Linked DNA regions of Homo sapiens: region 2 is linked to region 1. The links are chromatin loops, found by intact Hi-C in ENCODE. Cell type or tissue: A673. All regions are shown on one strand. Each heading gives the region's core, and the rest is flanking DNA. Links, peaks and the distances in the headings are about the cores only. Region 1 overlaps SOX1-OT (SOX1 overlapping transcript). Region 2 overlaps LOC105370372 (a long non-coding RNA gene).

What was found. Hi-C counts contacts between places; a loop is a spot of excess contacts. Peaks named below come from ENCODE experiments on the same cell type or tissue, not always from the same donor. Only the 100,000 strongest peaks of a DNase experiment are listed, where the experiment ranks them.
Region 2: it touches region 1 in a loop (5-fold over the local background); 7 of 110 quality-filtered maps call a loop at or near these places.

What each region holds. Positions count from the first base shown.
Region 1 is chr13:112,100,926-112,103,825 of GRCh38, forward strand. The region is part of intron 3 of SOX1-OT (SOX1 overlapping transcript); the gene reads left to right. Among named protein-coding and RNA genes, the nearest start is that of LINC00404, 4.3 kb to the right of the region's middle. RefSeq lists an enhancer at 2,753-2,900. In A673, for the core only: a CTCF peak has its summit at 1,515; DNase peaks (open chromatin) are centred at 836 and 1,536; H3K27ac peaks cover 1,862 bases.
Region 2 is chr13:112,442,609-112,445,508 of GRCh38, forward strand. The region is part of intron 2 of LOC105370372 (a long non-coding RNA gene); the gene reads right to left. Among named protein-coding and RNA genes, the nearest start is that of SPACA7, 68 kb to the left of the region's middle. In A673, for the core only: CTCF peaks have their summits at 991 (motif pointing left), 1,560 and 1,767 (motif pointing right); DNase peaks (open chromatin) are centred at 1,003 and 1,533; H3K27me3 peaks cover 692 bases.

The sequences.
Region 1 (2,900 bases), core at 315-2,814:
CAGGATGGTCTCGATCTCCTGACCTCGTGATCTGCCTACCTCGGCCTCCCAAAGTGCTGGGATTACAGACATGAGCCACGGTGCCCGGCCTAGATTTCTTTAAATTTTAAATGGTCGGGGTTCCAGAAAGGAAAATCATCCATATTAGTGCTACACTAGAACACCTATTCTTACCACAAGCATGCTGGCTGTGGAGCTTACAGAGACATGTGCACACATACATGCAGTGAATATCTAAATTTTGTTTCCTGACAGCTATGCCATTTAAGAGTTGAGGTTGATATTTCTTCACTTTCAGCCCTCTGCTCTCTACCTCATCTCATTCTTTCTGGGACCATCCTATATGCACGATTTAAAGGGAATTACCTATTACTTCAATTATTTGTTTCTTATCAACTGATGTTAAACTACAAGGATTTGCATTGAAAAGACACAAAGAAAGAGCAAGCCATGGCACGTCGCCAGATGAAAGAGTAATGTTCTGGTGAATTTAACCTAAATAATTTACTGCTATATAAAAGTGGAAAAGTGGAAGGTGAACCCTTTGACCAATAAATCTCTCCTGCCCATGAAACCCTTATCTGGTCTCCTCCAATGTATTCCACACGCGGAAGCCATCATCACGGGCTCGGGCTTGTGATTTGTAAACCTTGATCTTCTGCACTCCGTGTCCTAAATATGGATAATTAGCATCAGTTTATCACGCCTCTGCATATTTTCTCTTCTCTCCAAACATGCATGCTTCTGTTGGCTGCCATTCTGCTACAGAAGATTATGGAGACAGATTGCAGAGAGTGAATGTGCTAAACGAGATTAGGAAGGAATAGAAATAGCAACTTGGCCAATAAATTCCTCGTGAGAGCCTTATCATGCAATTACACGTTGACTTGCTTCACACTCTCCCAGCCTCTTAATCCAACACCCCCACCAGGAATGAAATTTCACTAATTTCTGAATTACTGCATATCCTCCTGACTTGTTACTGAGAGTGGTTGGAAGGAGAAACATTGCTGAAAACAACATGTAAAACTTTATCATAAAAAGCAAACTTTAACTGTCAAAATGGGCGGTATGAATTTGGAGTGTTTAAAGCATTTCAGCGTCGACGAATGGATGCACAAAGTCTTGGCATAGAGAGAGATTCAACTTTTCTTTGAGATTCACCAATTCTGCCATTGTGCCACCTTTGGGGATTCAGAACTGGCTGGGGGTGGGGGTGTTCCTTGCTCTTAAACGGGACTATCTGATGTGTTTAAACACAGGACAAAGCACCCACTGATTTTTCTGACTTCTCATTATTACTGATAACAGTCGCGATGCCTCTGGGTAATTCTGCGCAAATCACTTGACCTCTTTAAGTGTCACCTCCTCCTAGCTTAGGTGCACCCCTTCACCACCACAGCCCCTCCCGGCGCCAGCGTGCTGCAGCTTCTCATGCACATTAATGTACATAAATAGGAAAAGTCCTGCCTGTTCCGGATCTCCAAGAATGCTGTAATAGGGCATCTACAGGGGGAGCTCTCTTCTTGCTCTTCTCTGCCTGTTAATGTGATTCTCCCAGGGCTTTATAATAAGTTAGGTATTTAAAGAGGCCCATTAAACCTTTCGATCCACCAGGGGACTATTTATAGCACAGAGCAGCAGTCAGACATTGTGGTGCCCCTACAAAAGCAAGGTTCTACAGCAGGAGAAAGAAAACCTGGCAGGCCTGAACGTGTGTTTACTAGAAGGAATGGAAATCTAGCTCACATATTAAAACTTGTGCTTAATATTTGTGCTTGCAGAAAAGGAAAGGAGTCCAATTCATGGTGGCAAGAATTAATTAGCAAAAGAAATGCACAGCGATTGTAAAAAGAGTTTTACACGTAGATCATAATGTTGTCTTCACTTTCTTTCCCACAAGTAATGCCTATGCGGGTTCACTGATGAGAGGGCCCTATGAGCCATCCAGAGAAAAGCTGCCATATTTCCCTTCCAGAAGACCTGCTTGCAGGCCTTGAATTTTGAGAGGTAAAACTGGACAGCATTCACTTGATGAATAGGTATTGAGCATCTCCTCTGCACACACTGCCATGCACTGTTGCAGGACCATGGGGTGAAACAGCAGGAGGAAGGAGCCCTGCCCTGGAGGAGCTGGCCACGGGGAGAAAGCCGCCCCGATGTTGTTGCCCACCTGCTTGCCTTCTGCAAGCTGGTTGCTTTTCTACTGGCTGCCAAGAATCTCCTTTTTTGGAAAGAAAGCCAGCCTGGAACCCTCATTTACCTTGATTGGGAGGGAGGGACCCAAGGCCTGGGAGGCAGCCCTGGGAGGCACTGGTCTGAAGGGCTAGACCCTTGGTAAGAACCTCTGGAAGAACGCCTGTCTTCCGGAACCAGACAGGGAGGCGTGCAACGGGGTGGGGTGGGGGGTACTCCCAGCTGCAGGCACCTCTACTCCTAACTATCTGCAAGAGGACACACACACACACACACCCTGGGTGTCAGAGAAGTCCTCCCTTCCCTGTACCTCCTCCTTCCCAAGCCCCTGAAATCCAGAAGTGCCTGTTTCCAGGCGCCAGCCCTGCTGAGTGGATGTGGGGATGGAGGTCACTGGAGGCCCAGGGCTGGTTTGTTGTTTTTGTTTCCTGTTAGGAGTACTGTGAAGGCTTTGCAGGGCTAGTTTTGGGAAATCTTAGGTTTGGCTTCATCTGACTCCTCTACTGGAGCGAGGCGTGCAGCCAAGCCTGCTTAGACCTCCCCAGGCCACGGGCCCGCGGCAGCCCAGCTCAGCACCTGCAGGCGGGGGGACCGCGCGCTTGGCTCGAAGACCCCGCCCTGGGCAGGGGACAGAAAATATGAAATCAGATGGGGAGTTATGAATAACTGTCCTCCCCTCCCCTCTGCCGTGTTTCCTGAATCCG
Region 2 (2,900 bases), core at 280-2,779, 340 kb after region 1:
TCCCAGGAAGCTTTATTTACAAACCTAGGTGGGAGCTGCACCCACGGGAGCTTTCTCAGCAGGAGGAGAAGCCCGCCCTGCAGTCCCTCCCTGCACGGGGACCACGGTGGGCTCCTGAGCACTTCCAGTAGGTGCGACTGCAGAACTGAACTCTTCATTTTATCTGGATGAGTTTAAATGTAAACGATCTGTGTGACTGGTGACTCCCACGCTGCCCCGCGCAGCTCTGGGAGCACAAACCTCAGGACGGGTCTCTGCAGGCCCCACCTCTCCCATGAGCCCCACCTCCACGTGTGCCCGGGGCGGGTCTCCCAGCAGCACCACCTCCTCCACCCCCGAAGCTGCTTCTTAGACCAAAGGCTTGCTCCTTGCAAAAGACTGAACAGCTGCATCGTTTCCTAGGTAAGAGGCTGCATACGAAGCTTTAGAAGGCTAAACGTGGCTGGCCCGGGAAACACTGTGTTAAAAAGATGGGACTTTTTAAGAGGCCACATAGACTTGAAAAATATTTGTAATAAAATGTTTTCCAGCTAAAGATCCCACACGATGTTTTTCAACCCAGAAAGCACTCTTACTCCTTGATCCTGAATCACTGATAGAAGAGCTTTGTAAAAGGTGATTCCGACGGCCCTACCAAGCAGATGGCCGGCAGACAGCCCCGAAACACCAGGAATCCGTCCCCGGGGCTGGGTGGAGCAGGCAGGGCTGGCCGGGAGTGAGCAACCAGGTGCTGCCAATTTCACCCTGGCCACCCCTGTCCCAGGCAACGCAGGCTCCAGGAAGGGAGTTCCAGGGTTCAAGTCTCAAAGTCAGGGGCAAGATCTTTCAGCTCGTGGGGTGGTGGTGAGGGCTGACTTAGACGTCGAAAACAGTAGGTCTGAGGAAGTGAAGGAGGTAGTTAATAATAAGAACAACGGACCCCTCCGCCACTTCTGGGGGCTGACCCAGAGCCACACGTCTCATCCACCCGAAGGCGACGGCACCAGGCAGTGAGGACACACGACCGCCACCCTGTGGTCATCACGCACCCTCCAGCCCCAAGGGCAGCCCCACGCCTGCAGTGGTGAGGGGCTCCAGGAGACAGAAGCTGTGGGACCACCCACACACGCACACACACATCACACAGAGGGGGAGATTTTCAGGAACTGGTCGGGAACCTGAGAGAGTCGACACTGCCGTTCAAGTGCAGAGCTCTCTGCAGGCAGGATTCCCTCTTCTGTGGGGACCCCAGTCTTTTTCTTAAGACGTTCCGCAGAGTGGATGAGGCCCACCCACACCACAGCCAGACGACTTTTCTCAAAGTCCCCTGAATTAACATTAATTTCATAGAAAAAGTTGTTCACAGCCGCGTCCCAGGGGCGTCTGTCCAGATATCTGGGTGCCATGGCCCAGCCAGGTTGACATGAGGATTGACCATCACCTCACCCTCCCATCCTCACCCCGCTAAACACAGGGGGATTGGCGGAGAAGCCAGGATCTGTCAGTGGACAGAGCCCAGGCTGAGCCCAGAAGCTGCAGCGCCTGGGCCGGGACCTCAAGCCCTGTCCTGCACTGCCTCTCTATGGCGGGTCCGGGAATAGCAGCCTCCTTCGTCCGGGAAGTTCAGGCTCAGCTGTGCACACCTGACAGGAGGCCGCAGGGTGGCCGAGAGCCCATCCCAGACCCATGACCCCACAGCAAAGCCCTTCATGCTGCCTTGCCCCACACAGGCCCCCGTGACCTTTCCTCCCCGGCAGATGGGGCCACAGAGGAGACCCCGAAAAGATAGCCCCCCAACAGTCCCCCATTACCAAGGCCCTGTGGCTGCACCAGAGGCCATGAGAGTGGGGGCGGTGGGCAGAGCAGACTGTGAAAGGGCTTGGGAGACATGGGGCTTGGGGGTTTTGGGTGGGGGTAAAGACTGGGGTTTGGGGTCAAGCGGGGGTCTGGGACCGTGCCTCACCACGGGATCTGTGTACACAGCGATGCACCCAGCGTACGCGGGCCCTTCCCTCTGAGCCCTCGGCCCCTCATCTGCAGGATGGGTGAGCCCTGGAGAAGCGGGCAGAAGCAGAGGAGGCAGCGAACGCAGAGCATGTGGCCTGTGACTGAGCCTAGAAAGTCCGCTCGGCAACAGAGGCTGCAATCCAGAAAGCCCCCTCGGTGACAGAGGCTACAATCTAGAAAGCTCGCTCAGCGACAGAGGCTACCACCTAGAAAGCCTGCTCGGCGACAGACACTACAATCTAGACAGCCCATTTGGCGACAGTGGCTACAACCCAGACAGCCCGCTCAGCAACAGTGTCTATGATCTAGAAAGCTCCCTCGGCAACAGCAGCTGTCATCTAGAAAGCCCGCTCAGCGACAGAGGCCACAATCTAGAAAGCCTCCTCAGCGACAGCGGCTGCGACCCAGAAAGCCCTCTCAGTGACAGTGGCTATGATCGCTCGCAACTCTGGCCCCTGGCTCTGTTGGTCAAGCCTGCCACAGCCCGGAAGCCTCTGCAGCCTCCCTGTTGCTGCTGAAAAGGACGCTGGTTGGAGAAGGACCCAAGGAAGCACCGACAGATTGGGACCGGCTCGGGGCTGACTAGCCGGGAGGCTGAGAGGCTGGTGCCCAGGCTGCCCCTTGACCCTGCTGCACCAGCGCCGCCTCTGCGTTTGGTCCTGTCTCAAAGACCGAGGGGAACAACAGAGCAGGGTGGGGGTGAGGAGACTGAGGTGAACAGAGCAGGATGGGGGTGCGGAGACTGAGGTGAACGGGTGAGGAGGACTGAGGTGAACCCACCCTTGCTGGCCATTTCCGTTTCCCCACGAGGCAACATTACTTTTCAATACTGGGTAAAGGCTGTGCGACCACAGAACCACAGATGTCAGACCCCTCCCACTCTGACCAGAAAGCCCCCTTCGAGGAGCCTGAGG